Linked DNA regions of Homo sapiens: regions 2, 3 and 4 are each linked to region 1. The links are chromatin contacts, found by Hi-C or POLR2A ChIA-PET in ENCODE. All regions are on one chromosome and are shown on one strand. Each heading gives the region's core, a stretch centred on a gene start or an enhancer-like site at or near the end of the contact. The rest is flanking DNA. Distances are from core to core; before and after follow the strand shown. Region 1 holds the start of CASP7 (caspase 7). Region 2 overlaps ABLIM1 (actin binding LIM protein 1). Region 3 overlaps ABLIM1 (actin binding LIM protein 1). Region 4 overlaps ABLIM1 (actin binding LIM protein 1).

Region 1 (3,445 bases), core at 504-3,003:
TTTTTTTAATCATAGAAAAATGTCAGGTACATGGCAGGCACCAAATCCATTTTTCTTTATAAATCTAACTTAAATGTATTTTCAAATCCTTCAGCCCCTTCAATAAACTGCTGTCCAAACAGCAGAACCAAGGAGACCCAAGAGGGTGGTTGAGAACCCTGAGATCTGGGGCTGAATCAGTTCTTCCACATATTAGCCATGGGACCTCAGAAAAAGTGCTCGACCTCTCTAAGCCTCAGTTTCCTCATCTGTAAAATGGGAAAACAACAGTACCTATGTCACAGGTGGTTGGGAGGATGAATGAAACAATGCATGTAAAATGCTAGGTGGCACAATCTAAATAGTCAAGAAATATTCCCATTATCACCACTGCCCACGAGACTAAGATAATATGCAACTGTCAACCTTTGCCGATATTTAAAAACCACATCCATATTTTAAAAAGATTTTGTAGAGACTGAAAAAAAGTTCCTGTAGTGATTATTTCTAAACATGTTGAACAGGAGCCCACATGTTGGGGCAACTGGTACACAGCTGGGTAAGAAGTCACTGCCCAGCTATTGTCTGAACTTTTTACTTTCATGAAGGGGGAAATGGACTGCAGCTGCTTCCCCTGAAAAGTGACATCATACAATTTGTGACTCACTTCTTGCCCAAATAAAAATCTTCCTAAAGGGCACACAGAGAAGACCTGAAAACCTCCCCCTCTTGCCTCTAGCAGCTGGGAGGGGGAAAGGGAGGCTCTGCTGGGCACTCAAGCGCTCCGCTGCGTCACCCAAGGCTCATGGCACTGCTAGACCAGGGCCTTTACTTTGCTATTGCAGAAACTTTAGCTTCTTCAGAGACGTTAAGTAACCTGTCCAAAGCCACACAGTTTACAGGTGGCAGAAGGTGGACTGTGAATCTAGGCAATGGCGGTACCAAGGGTGAAGGTCAGGCCGGCGAGACCCAAAAGGAGGAAATAGCCTGTAAGTTGAGACAACAGGGAGGGCCACGTCAACTAGCCCAGGAGCCCAGAAGTTCAAGAATAAAGATCTGGAAATGATACACCCACAATCACCCACAAGTAATTTTACTGCTCCATAAACCGCAAAGCTGTCACCTGGAGCCTAACACTCCACACGTCTAAATGTCTCCTGCCTGGTTTCCACCTCCTCAAGGTCCCTCTAAGAGCCCTGCAGCAAGGACGCTCAGCTCCAGTGTACTCAGACTTGACAGAGCCACTGCCGCGAAACGCGTACCATAATCAACTCTGTCCATCCCCGCCAACAGTCTGCGGGGATCACCGTGGTTCCCATTTAACAGAGAGAGGGTTGAGGTCCCACCGCCGGCAGGCAAGGGGTGGGGACCGGAACGCAGGCAAAGGAGCCCTCGCTGTTAGCCGCTGTGCCAGATCACGAGCCCTCCTCTCCTAAATCTCGAATAGTACGAGGTGTCCCCTAGCCCCCCGGCTAGGAGGGAAGGGAGGACAAGCTGAGCAAGGCAAGCGATGGAGAGAGCGGAACGGGCCCTCTTCCCAAAGTTTCAGCGCAGGCCGTCGGGGCCACTCAGTCCCACTCAACCAGGCTCCCCTAGACCACGCTGGGGGCGCAGGGGGGAACTAGGAAGCCGGCAGGAAGGAGGGAGGCAAGGCGCGCACGGCCGGCGGGCTGGAGAGGCGCCGGCCGAGGTGGGGGCTGCAGTTACCGTTCCCACGGCGGTAGGGCGGCTGGGACTGGCACAGTCTCTCTCCGTCGCTCCGCAGCAAGGGTCTGGGGCCCCTTTAGCGAAAGCGAAACTAAAAGTCTCGGCGCTGCGGAGGGAGGAGCCGCCCTGGGTAGGGCCGGGCGGGGCTTGCACCGCCCCTGGCTCGGGGTAGTGCGCTCCGCAGGGGTGGAAGAGCCCAAAGCGACCCGTGTCCCCGCACGCATAGTCCCTGGAGGGCGCTCTCTGCAAAGCTGGCCGCGCGCTCTGCCAAGTTGGCCCCTCGCTCTACAAAGTTGAGCCCGCGCGCGGGAGAACGCGCACAGCAAAGTTTGCAGTTTCCCGGGACAGCCGAGCCGCCGCGGGTTGTTCCGGGAAAAAAACAAATCTGCCAAACTGGCCGCGCTCCAAGTGACCCAAAGAGCGCAGATTTCGCGGCGGCGCTCAGTGATGGGGCGCTCGTGTGGTCACCTCCACTTCCCCGCCCCCAGTGTACACCTCGACCTGGGCCTTCACATCAACTCGGAGACCCCTTTCCCATAGCCAGAGGCTCTCCCCTAGCGAAACCTGGATCCCAGCTGGAACTGCTGGCGTCCCCCTGGGGGACTCCACGCCTACATTAGCATGCGTACCCCACAAGGCTGATCCGCTTCGGGCCCGCTGTGGCATCCACTGTGGTCTCCTAGACGTTGCTTTGCGGGGGGCGCCCTCCTGCGCGCGTGGGCGTAGGACGCTCCCTCAGCTTTGAAGGAAGTACCCACCCAGCAGCCCAGCTTGCTGGTGGAGATGCTGCTCCTGGATCTTTCGGGAAATATTTGTTGTGCGCCCCCGTGTGTCAGGGACTGGGTATGCGGCCGGGAGTCAGTCAAACACGGGAGAGACTGAGCACTTCCACGGATTCTAGTTCACCCCAACCCCACAGCATACGCACACACACACACACACACACACACACACACGGACACACGGATTCCAGTTCACCCTGACCCCACAAAACACACACACACACACACGGATTCCAGTTATCCAGTTCACCCTGACCAAACACACACACACACGGATTCCCGTTCACCCTGACCCCACAAAAGACATACACAGGCATTCCAGTTCACCCTGACCCCACAAAAGACATACACAGGCATTCCAGTTCACCCTGACCCCACAACACACACACACACGCATTCCAGTTTACCCTGACCCCACAACACACACACACACGGATTCAAGTTCACCCCGACCCAACACACCCACACACAAACACACAGATTCTAGTTCATGAAACCCACCACACACACGGATTCATACACACACACGCACCTAGTTCACCCTGACCCCACAACACACACACACACACACACACACACACACACACACACACGTCTTTCTTCACCCTGGCTCAGGGAAGCAACTAAACTCAATCACACTGAGGTGTAAAATATCTGAGAAGAAATTGTAGTTTTATTCATATCAGAGACACAGTATTTACTTTTAGGAACCACCAAATCCTTGCGTGAATGGAGTACATGCTTAGTGGTCGGATACCAGGCAAGAACGCCATCTTCTCTTTCTGTTTGCTTGCTTTCCCGTGGGCCTGAGACTTCAGTATTTGTCGCTCAAATCTCTCCAGGTGAGGATGCTTCCTTGGTTTGAAAAAAAAAGACTGACCCCTGGCAAGTGTAAGGGAATAATTATAATTGATTAACTTACGGGAAAATCCTGAATCCCTGAATATTTTTAACCAGCAGTGACACAATTTCTAATG
Region 2 (3,445 bases), core at 285-2,784, 860 kb before region 1:
ATTCCTGAGTTTGATCTCTTGTGGAGGACTGAAATAAACCTGTTGAGTTGGGGCAACTTGGAAATTTCCTTCTCCTCCTCCTTCTTCTTTCTCTTTCTTTTTTCTTCTTCTTCCTCCTTCCTCCTCCTCCTCGTCCTCCTCCCTTCTCTTCCCTCCTCCTCCCTTCTCCCTCCTCCTTCTTCCTTTCTTCCTTCTAATTTCTTCTTTCTTCCTTCTTCTTTCATCTTTCTTCCTTCTTCATCATCATCTTCTTCTTTTCTTTTTTTTTTTTCTTTTTTCTTTCTTTCTTTTTTTTTTTTAGAGACAAGGTTTTGCTCTGTTGCCCAGGCTGGAGTGCAGTGGTACAATCATACCTCACTGCAACTTTGAACTCCTGGGCTCAAGCTATCTTTCTGCACAGCCCCCTGAGTAGCTGGGACTACAGGTGCATGCCATCACACCCAACTGATTTTGTTATTTTTTGTAAAGAACGGGAGTCTCACTCTATTGTCCAGGCTGGTCTCTAACTCCTGGCCTCAGGCAATCCTCCTGCCTCAGCCTCCCAAAGTGCTGAGATTACAGGCATGAGCAACCAAGCCTGGCCCTCATAAAAAGAAACAATAGAACATCAGAATGATTTCCCAGATGTCCAGCTGTACAAAGAGAGACGAGAAAATACTGAACGTGGTCCCCACATTTGTGACAGCCGTGTTTGCAGTCTTCTTAGTCCACATGTGGAGCTGTGTTCCCCCAAAACATGCTGGGGAGGGAAAAGGGCTCTGTGTGTGTGTGTGTCTGAGTGTGTGAGTGTGTGTGTGTGTGTGTGTGTGTTGATTCCCTTCAGATTTAGCTCAACAGCTGTGGGGAAGAAAATCTAAAATAAAGCTAGATCCAAGAACATGCCATTTGGAAGAAACATGTGCTTACTCTGTTTTCTGCTTCAAGACCTGAGTCATTTGGCATTCACTGTGGCTGCAGAGACCTCTTCTCAAATTGGCTTCAGGTTTCTGTGAAGGCCGTTTTGTGAGGCCTAAGACTTGGAGACTTTCCATGCGGGGCTTTCAGAGTTGAGGCGTCTGGGAGTAGTTTGCACCATGTTCAGCCTCCACCCAGCAGACGTAGTCCTTAGATGGGCGTGTGAGCTAGAAAAACGTCCTGCAGGGTTATCACACTGACGTGTGACAGCTTGTGAGTCGGTTTGGCTTGGTTACCAACACAAAGCAGGACGGTCTCCACACACTCCTCCCTCGGCCTCTCATGCTTGGGTCTTGGTGGTGGTGAAATATTGTGATGGTGGATTTGTTGTAAATACTGTGAACCTTGGGGTTTTGTGGGTTTTTTATATTTATTTTATCCACAGATGAATTTATTTTATCCCTTTACAAATGTATTAGTTTTCTGTGTCAGCTGTAGCAGTGGTGGCTTAAAGCAACAAGCTTAAACAGTTCTTGAGGTTCTTGAGGTTAGTTCTTAAACTGAGTTCTGTCAGTTCTTGAGGTTAGACGTCTGAAAGCAAGGTGCAGGCAAGGCAATGCTGTCTCTGAAGGCTCTAGTGAAGGGCCTTTCCTCGCCTCTCCCAGTTTCCGATGGCTCTGTGTGTTGCTTGACTTGTGGCAGCCTCCCAATCTCTGGCTTTGTCTTCACATCGCCTTTTGCGTGTTGTCTCCTTTTCTCTGTTACAGTTCCCTCTGCCTCTTTCCTGTAAAGCCACTTGTCATTGGATTCAGGGCCCACCCAGATAATCCAAGATGACCTCACCATCTCAAGATCCTTTGCTTAATTACATCTGCAAAGACTCTTCTCCCAAATAAGCTAGCATTCACAGGTTCCAGGGAATTGATAGGGAGTCTCTTTTGGTGATGATCGGGTCACCATTCAAGCTGCTTGAGTAAGCCTGGGAAATCATGCACGTATCATCCCAGCGAGGCCTGCAGACCCTGTGTGGTTTTAATTTAACACTCACTGAGCCCTAAGAGGACCCTAAGGCCTCTCTAGGTGTGGTGTCACCAGAGATGCCACCAGACACCTGAGGGACCTTTGAGAAAGAGAAAGGTCACTGGACAATGATAGAGAAGAGACGCTCCAGGTCTGGCTGTGTCACTCATTCCTGAGTGACTTGGGGCAGGTTGTTCAGCCTCTTGGGGCTGTCTTCATTTCCCAGGTAAAGGGACTAGCATGTAACCTCCAGCAGCCCTCGAGTTCTCTCTGTCTCTGTCATTCCTTAATCCTTGTAAGCCCTGAAAATCACATCAGCTTGAACGGGTGGGGAGACGGGCCCGAGCACCAGCGGCTCAGTTGAAAAGGCTCTGGGTGGCAGCCAATCTGAATCTGTACTCACCAGCTGGGGCCCCTTGGGCAAGGCTTGCCACTTCTTTGAGCCTCAGTTTTCTTTTCTTTAAGTGCAAGAATTGAAAATATACGTGTAATTCCAAGACTTGGGCTGCTAGACCTCCCGGAGTCCCTTCGGCTCTAAGGATCTGAGTTCTAGAATTCTCATGTCTTGGCTGTAAGGGATCAGACAGAACCAATGGTTCTTTTTTTCTGGAAACCAGCACGTAACACTCAGCATAGAGCATACACTCAAATTGTAGCTTGATTTCTCATCACTTGTTTTCAGTTTTGTTTTCGACAGCAAGATTCTCTTTTTAGGGGGATCTTGCTATAAATGGTACATCTTCAAATGCTTCTGCTGATTAACTTATAAATTTAGGAGAGTTCTGAAGATATTTACAACCTGCCTCCTAATTAAGAAGTGCAGGGGCAAATTAGTGTGAGATACTCCAGTTTGCTCTCTCCGTCTTTTCTCCAAACTTCTCCCGCTTCCTTCTCCCCTCCTCCTCCCCCTTCCCCTGCCCCCACCTTCTTTCTGCCTAACAGCCTAATGGTAACAGGAAGCTGGAAGAGACTTCAGACCTAGGTCACTAATGTCATGGGGGAGTGGGGCATCTCTTTGGAATGCATTTCTTCCCATCTTTGGTAGATAGCCCTAGGACAGCTCTCACTCCAGCAGACATCCTTTCCAGGGTACAGGTGGTTACCTGCTAGCCTCATAAAGAAAAGAAACAGCAACAAAATGGTTGTTATTATCAACAGCAACAGCTAGTTTCAAAATGAAGGCAGCTCATGGTGGGTGTAATCAAGTAAGGACTCCCAAATTTATAAGGGGGTTAGTCTCATATCTCCAACCCTAAATTTAAGTAAGACAGCAACTGAGTTTCTTGGTCTCTGTTTACAAAGGTATAACCATCTCTAGGCACATAGCTAAAAGTAGATTGTTTTTGATGGTGCTTTCTTAAGATATGGAATCTTCTCTGGAACACCACACTCTTAATGTAATACTTCCTATACCTCTTTTTTGTTGTTGTTGTTGTTTGAGACAGAGTCTTGCTTTGTTGCCCAGGCTGGAGTGCAGTGGTATGATCTCAGCTCACTGCACCCCCCACCTCCTGGGTTCAAGTGATTCGCC
Region 3 (3,445 bases), core at 649-3,148, 840 kb before region 1:
ACTAAAACATCATCTGATAGAAGGTTGGTGCCCAATAAGAGGATGAGTGGATGGATAGAAGGATGGATGAATGGGAGGGAAAAGGAGAGGGAAGGAAGGAAAGAAGGAGCGGGGAAAGGAGGGGGGTTGACTACCGAGTAAATTTCTACTCTCTTTTAAGTCTAAGAGCTTCTCTCCTGTGATTCCTCTTTGACTCCCCAAGACAGTAGCCTTGGAGAATTTTCTCCCCACACCCACCTCACTTTGTACATTACACTAACCATCTTATCCAGTTACAGTCACCTGTTTGCTAAGCTCTGCATACTAAGCTCTTGAGGACAGGAATGTGTAATAAAGGTGGTTATGGTTGTAATTATTGTTTGTTCTTATTGCCTTAGCACTTTATAAGCATACTTCATCAAAGTCCTTTCATCAACTCTATGGCTTGAGTATGACTCTCATCTTTGTTTTGCAAGTAAGTAAACTGAGGCCCAGAGCAGTTGCCGAAAGGCGTACAGATGATTACTGCAGGGCCAGGAATTGAATACAGATTTCTTCTTGGTAGCGCAGATTATACAGCCTTTCTTTCCTCCTCATCAGGTGTCCAGTGCCTGACCCACAGGTTCATCACAGGCTTTTGCCAAATGAATGAAACCTAAGACCTCACCTCCTCCCTTCTCATCCCTATTATTTGAGCTTATACATATTATTTATACTATTTATAAACATAAACATGAGCCTATCAGTTCATAATCCAGTGACATCTCTAAGGATAACTAGCTGCTGTATCTTAAGTCACTTATTTTTATTGTTTTTTTAGAAACAGGGTCTCACTCTGTTGTCCAGACTGGAGCACAGTGGCACAGTCATAACTTACTGCAGCCTCAAACTCCTGGGCTCCAGAGATTCCCTGCCTCAGTCTCCTGAGTCCCGGGACTACAGGTGCATGCCATCATGCCCAGCTAATTTTTTTTTATTATTATTTTTTAGAGACAGGGTCTCACTATGTTGCCCAGGCTGCTCTCTTAACTCCTGGCCTCAAGTGGTCCTCCTGCCTTGGCCTCCTGAAGTGCTGGGATTACAGGCATGAAGCACCACACCCAGCCTACGTCATTTTTCTTTCTTTCTTTTTTTTCTTTTTTTAACCGATAGGACGTCATTGATTGCTTAAACCCTCTCATTCTTCTTATGTAAACAAATCTATTAGTCAAAAGTTAAGCAGCTGCTGAGTCACATGGCACTTTAATCCAGGGTTACAATTGGCAGCCCTGGGAATGAGTTCTCCTTTTTTTAGCTCCCACGATGGCACTGATTTCCCCTAGAATATGAAACTTACACCAAGGAAACCACCATGACAACTGTAGGTAGCAATTTCAAGCAGAAAAGACTAGGAAAATGCCTAAGAATTTTAAACCTGACAGAGTTCTTCTACATTTTTAATATAACCAAGTGCTGTTCATCACCTGCCTTGACACCGGTGTTTGTGAGGTTGATTGGCCCCAGGATGTTCCACTGCAGAACAGAAGGCCAAGATCAGAAGCCCTTGTCGACATATAAATGTAATGCTGTAAGCTGGCTTGGAGCTGTGACTCCATGGAGCCAATTCTAAAATGATTAAGACTTCTGTCTATAGAGAGTTGAGGTGGAGACTGTTTACTATGGCCCTGCCCAGAGGCTTCAGCAGCTGAGGGTGTACCCTCTGCAGTGGGAGTCTTCAGGCATGAGCCTGAAGCCTGTGCTGGCCTCTAGGGATGGAGTCCCTTGTTGTCTTACAGCTTGAATTTTCCAGCACAGGACAACTCCAGATGACAGCTCCAACAGGGCAGAGGCTGCAGCCTTGCCAGACTGGTCCGTCAAAGCTTTCCTTGGCACATAATCCAGTTTCACCCAGGTTTGGGGGTAACCCAGCTGGTTCCTTTTTTCCTGGGTTGGTGGTGAGCTAAGCAGGGAGGTAGTACCCACAGGTTATTTATGGATGTCAAAAACTCAAAAGGCCCTCAGCACTGGGGGTAGGACCAGTGAGAAGTGCTCAACCATGGCATGTATGAGGGATCTGTGGGCGAACCCTGATGTGTCATTTGGCTCCTCTATCCATCACAAAGAGCAGGGACCCCTGAACCCTTTAACCATCCCTGAGCAAGATTGGAGGGATTTTTGCCCTTTTAATACAACTTCTTAAATGGCCTGATGGCCTTGGATGTACTCATTAATAAATATGTCTTGTGGTTTGCAATTTAACTGTCTGTGTGATGAGGATATTGGAAAGGAGTTTCTGACTGATTCATTGTTCACACTTGCCTCTCCCAGCCGAGGGATAATTGGGGCCTTGCCTAATCTGCACTCGCTCACACCCAACATGTGCTGGGCGGGGAAAAAAGGCTGCAACCTGGCCGGCTGGTTCCCGGACCTGGCCTTGCACCAACCAGGAAGATCTCTTCTCTACCTCCTTTTCTGTGTTCAAGGTGATACCTGCTTAGGACTCCCAGAAATATCATTAGCAGGAAAGTTCCACAGATTTAATCTAGTCTAAACCTCTGAGAGTTGAGGACACTGAGACCCAGAAAACCTGAGTGATTTTCCTAGGAACACACAGCCCATTGGTTAGTAAGGCAAAAGTAGACCTCAGAGCAGCTCAGTGCTTCTCTATCCCCTCTGCACCTCCCCCAGGCTGCCTCTTGAACTACTTCTCTGCTTGCTGTACAAACCAAAGCTATCTTTCAAAGTCTTTTGGAATATTAAAGCCATTACAGGGAGGCAGGGTGTGTGGGGATTGAGTAGATATTCAAAAGATTTTTGCTCAAACCTTTATTTCACTTTGTTTTTAAACAACTTCCCTTTCCCATGCCTATGGAGCTTTTCTTGTCTCATCCTAAAAACTCCCAAGTTCCCACCTGCTTCTAGGAAGATTGTTGATGATTGTCCAGGCATCCCCTGCCACTGTCTGAGCAGACAACTTCTAAAAGTTTTTTTTTTTAAGTAGTGTGAGCTCATCGTAAATAAATAAATGAATAACTGAGTAAGTACACTTGTTTGTACTTCTCTGAATCACATGTAATGGGCCAGATAGTACATATTTTCAGCCTTGTGGACTATGCTGTCTCTGTCTCAGCTACGTATGGGCTAAAGCAGACCTAGAGACTATGTAAATGAACAGACATGGTTCTGTTCCAATAAAGCTTTATTTACAAAAAACAGGTAGTGGGCCAGGTTTCACCTATGGGCTGCCAATCTTGGTATCAGGTAAAAAGTAAACATTCTCCACTTACTCCCTAAGCTTTATTGGCACAGGACCACGTCTGTTCATTTACATAGTCTCTAGGTCTGCTTTAGCCCATACCAGCCTTGAGTAGCTGAGACAGAGACAGCGTAGTCCACAAAGCTGAAAATATGTACTATCTGGCCCATTGCATGTGGTTCAGAGAAGTACAAAGAAGTGTACTTATTCAGTTATTTATTTACAATAAGC
Region 4 (3,445 bases), core at 572-3,071, 820 kb before region 1:
TTTAATAGTTGGGAATGGGAAGGGTAAAATTTTCGTTAAGGACTTACAACATGATCTAGTCGTTAGCCTTGCCAAACTGTGAAATATGAAGGCTCGATTTTATATAATAAACTTTTATTTGTATCCTTTAAAAAAGTTGAAAGAGGATATATAAAGTCATGGGAGATCTGCTTTGCCAGTGCAGATCTTGACTAGAGCCTTCCCAATATTAACTGAGCTCCTGAGGCCTGGGAAAACAACATTGGCTCTGTTGGACAGTCTCTAGAGTTGGACAGACCTGGATTCAGATCATAGCTCCATCCCTTGCTAACTGAGTAGCCTTGGGTGATTTCCTGATCTCTCTAAGTTTTGATTTCCTCATCTGTGAAATGGGCATATTACCTACCTCACATTGTGGCTGGGAGAGTCAGGTGGGGTAAAGTTTGTGAGGTGCCTATCATGGTGTCTGGAAACAAGCAAATACTGAAACTATAGCTGAGGCACAGAAGAAGTTGATCTTTTACTCATCTTTTGGCCAAAGTAATTGTATAGGGAATGGTTGCAAATCTATTTAGAGGTTTCTGTTGGCATATTAATTCACTGGACACTTCTAGAACACCTTCTTGTGGGAAGCATGGAGGTGTAGAGTTATGAAGATACAGGTGTGGCCCAATTCTTTAAGGGAATTTATAACCTAGTGGGAAAGAGAGGAAGAAAGCTCACCTGCTTTGATTGGCACCAGTTACTTTGCTACCAACTTGCCTTTGTTTATTTAACTTTCATAACAATCCTACGTAGTAGGCTCCCTTCCCTTCCCTTCCCTTCCCTTCCCTTCCCTTCCCTTCCCTTCCCTTCCCTTCCCTTCCTTTCCCTTCCTTTCCCTTCCCTTCTCTTTCTTTTTTTTTTTTTTTTTTCTTTCGACACAAGGTCTTCCTCTGTCACCTGGGCTGGAGTGCAGTGGTGCAATCATGTCTCACTGCAGCCTCAACCTCTGGGCTCAAGTGATCCTCCCACCGCAGCCTCCCCAGCTGCTGAGACTATAGGCAAGTACCACCATGCCCAGCTAATGTTTGTGTTGTTTGTAGAGATGGGGTTTCTCCATGTTGCCCAGGCTGGTCTCAAACTCCTGGGCTCAAGTGATCTGCTGGGGTTACAGGCACAAACCATCGCACTTTGGCCATAGTAGGTTTTCTTATACTAGTTTTTACAGGTGAAGAAATGAGTCCAGAAAAGTGCCCAAAGTCCAATTTTCAGTCTAGAATTTAGGCCCTGGGTTCTCTTGCTCCCAAAGCCCATGTCTTTCTACTCTATGATGAAAGTTAGAGTATAATGGTTTATTTCTCCCTAAACTAGTTTATGCACCCTTACTCAGAAGGATAAGCTGCTGACCCTTCCTCTGACATAGCACACGTGTTTAAAGCAGTGTTTGTGAGCTCAGAAGCCTCGCAGTTAGTAAGGCTGTAGGGCTACAGGATGTTCTCATTTGTGCAGATTGGCTTTGCACAGACTTGTATAGAGCCCTCTAGGCTTTGTGAAAGCTGCCTGGGCAGACTGATTTATTCACCTTTGCCCAGGATACATATTTACGGCCAAGGCACGCCCTCATTATCCTGCCTGTTCATGATGCTGCATCAGGAGAAAAGCCTCCTGGAACAGGTGAGTGTTTAGCTTAGAGATCAAGCCAGTCCAGTTGCATTGGAAGCCTCTCCCAGTTGAGGGTGAAAAAACCAGTAGACGCAAAAAAGCTGAGTCAGCCTCTGCACTGCCTTTCTGCAGGAGCATAACAGGGAACTTGCGTGATTCTGCCTCTCCCTTCCGCCCATGCACCTGCCACGTAAGCAGCACATCTCTGTTACTCCCTTTGGCTTCCTCATCTCTTCATCCACCCTCAGGTTTGTGGTTTTGGTACCACCCAGACCAGTGTTTTCCCATCTCATGGTGATCTGCATAGACTCATTTCAGTGCTTATAAAATAAAGACACTCATATCTGGGTCCCACCTTAAGGCCATCGAACCCATTTTTAAAAGGCTTCTTGGGTGTTGCTTATGCGCAATAATGTTAGAAAACTCCTGATCTAAAGCAACCCACCAGCCTCTAGGTGTTTGTATATCCTTAGTCTGAAATCACCATCCACCAGAGCTGTGTTTGGGAGAGTCTTAGGGACTGGAAAACAATTTGCTTATTCCTTTGGGGATTCTAAGCACCATCTCTGAATCAAGTTAGATCTTTTAAGATAAAACAAGAAACAAAACTACACACATAGTCCTCGATAGTTTAACTTCCTCTATGGAAGTGACTTCATTTAGTGATCTTTCAGTGCTACGTCTTTGGTATTTCTCAAGGGTCTATATGAGAAACAACTACTTAAATACTTCCTATCATCAGTGAAATTCCTGTGGAAGATGTTTTTCTGTCCCATAACTGAGGGTCCCTGTATGAGAATTCCTTTGGTGCTTTTAGGAGGTAGTTTAACAGGGTTAACGTGTGGACCTTGAGTCAGCTACCTGGGTTCTACCCCTAGCTCTGTCTTCTGGAAGCACTGGTGGGTTTGGGTAAAACAATTTAGTTTCCTTGCTTGTAGAACAAGACTGGAAAATAGCACCGACCTACCTCATAGGGTTGTTGTGAATCATTTAAAGTCTTGATACAAAGCCTTACACAAAGCAAGACCTTATAGAACTTCAGCCCACAATGACTGTTATTAACTTAGAATCAGGAAACCTACCTTCTGTAGTGACAAGTGTGTGTGGCCATTTTTTCAAACAGTGAGACTTTGGCAGCCTATCAGTTCCTCTTTTGCCCTCATCTGCTAAGAAGCTCACATCACAACAAACATGTTTGCCTGAGCTTGGGTCTTTTGAATTTTAAGGTTCTTGATCAATTGTTTTAAAATCATGTCCTTCTCTGATAAGAATCAGCCAGTCCTTTTTGAAAGTAGGCAGAACATAAGTTATAAGTGGATTAAGGTTGAACTTCAGGGCCATCTTCCCATCTCCTGGGCTCATGCCACAAGTAGAGCACTCCTAGAGAAATGGAGGCGGTAAAGGAAAGAAACTAAAAGGGACTGTCAGCAGTCCAGGAGCTAAGCAGGTTATCAGATGAGCAGATTTTCTGTCCAAGGATGGGTTCTAGAATTACAATTCTCTTTTTCTGTTCCCAGGAGCATATTACATGGGCTCAGGGCTTAGGGCATTAGAATTTCTCCTGGGTAACAGACACGGAGGAATCATTGGTTAAACTCCATTTTTCTGCCATCAAGAATGTTCTTTCTCTACCAAAATTGCTCTTCTGTTAGCACTACTATGTGAGCTTGTAGAGGGTATGGGATTTCACACCGAAACATAGAATTTTACAGCTGAAGAGGACTTGAAATTGTCTAGCCCGGCCCTTTGCATTTTTGAGATGTGTGTCCTGAGGCTTGGAGATGTTAAATAGTGACATATTTGAGGCCCTATGGATGGTAAA

Evidence for each region. A loop is a pair of places that touch in the nucleus more often than their neighbours do. ChIA-PET counts read pairs that join two places held with the same protein, here RNA polymerase II (POLR2A). Pooled maps may share reads with other maps.
Region 2: a loop to region 1 is called in a map of naive thymus-derived CD4-positive, alpha-beta T cell, with 8 times the contacts of the local background. The contact joins the enhancer-like site here to the promoter of CASP7 in region 1. A Hi-C loop is called at or near these places in 1 of 168 maps with a recorded cell type or tissue (naive thymus-derived CD4-positive, alpha-beta T cell), 2 of 37 single-sample maps with no recorded cell type and 11 of 50 pooled maps. POLR2A ChIA-PET finds 5 or more read pairs at or near these places in 2 of 52 experiments (A673 and activated naive CD4-positive, alpha-beta T cell).
Region 3: a loop to region 1 is called in a map with no recorded cell type, with 3 times the contacts of the local background. The contact joins the enhancer-like site here to the promoter of CASP7 in region 1. A Hi-C loop is called at or near these places in 10 of 37 single-sample maps with no recorded cell type and 11 of 50 pooled maps. POLR2A ChIA-PET finds 5 or more read pairs at or near these places in 2 of 52 experiments (A673 and activated B cell).
Region 4: a map of B cell shows a loop between it and region 1 (5-fold over the local background). The contact joins the enhancer-like site here to the promoter of CASP7 in region 1. A Hi-C loop is called at or near these places in 1 of 168 maps with a recorded cell type or tissue (B cell), 13 of 37 single-sample maps with no recorded cell type and 8 of 50 pooled maps. POLR2A ChIA-PET finds 5 or more read pairs at or near these places in 1 of 52 experiments (activated naive CD4-positive, alpha-beta T cell).

The regions. Positions count from the first base shown.
Region 1 is chr10:113,678,220-113,681,664 of GRCh38, reverse strand. CASP7 (caspase 7) reads right to left here and starts at 1,753. Exons shown (of 7, transcript NM_001227.5): 1 at 1,687-1,753. RefSeq lists an enhancer at 878-1,167.
Region 2 is chr10:114,539,265-114,542,709 of GRCh38, reverse strand. The region is part of intron 6 of ABLIM1 (actin binding LIM protein 1); the gene reads left to right. Among named protein-coding and RNA genes, the nearest start is that of ABLIM1, 120 kb to the left of the region's middle. RefSeq lists enhancers at 978-1,157, 1,508-1,557. Within about 2 kb of position 1,534, at least 18 of the 41 ENCODE cell types and tissues checked have a DNase peak (open chromatin) inside an H3K27ac peak, as active enhancers do.
Region 3 is chr10:114,518,329-114,521,773 of GRCh38, reverse strand. The region is part of intron 6 of ABLIM1 (actin binding LIM protein 1); the gene reads left to right. Among named protein-coding and RNA genes, the nearest start is that of AFAP1L2, 120 kb to the right of the region's middle. RefSeq lists an enhancer at 2,347-2,866. Within about 2 kb of position 1,898, at least 21 of the 41 ENCODE cell types and tissues checked have a DNase peak (open chromatin) inside an H3K27ac peak, as active enhancers do.
Region 4 is chr10:114,498,132-114,501,576 of GRCh38, reverse strand. All of the region lies in intron 6 of ABLIM1 (actin binding LIM protein 1), which reads left to right. Among named protein-coding and RNA genes, the nearest start is that of AFAP1L2, 95 kb to the right of the region's middle. RefSeq lists an enhancer at 1,136-2,335. Within about 2 kb of position 1,821, at least 12 of the 41 ENCODE cell types and tissues checked have a DNase peak (open chromatin) inside an H3K27ac peak, as active enhancers do; they include B cell, where a contact is called at or near this core.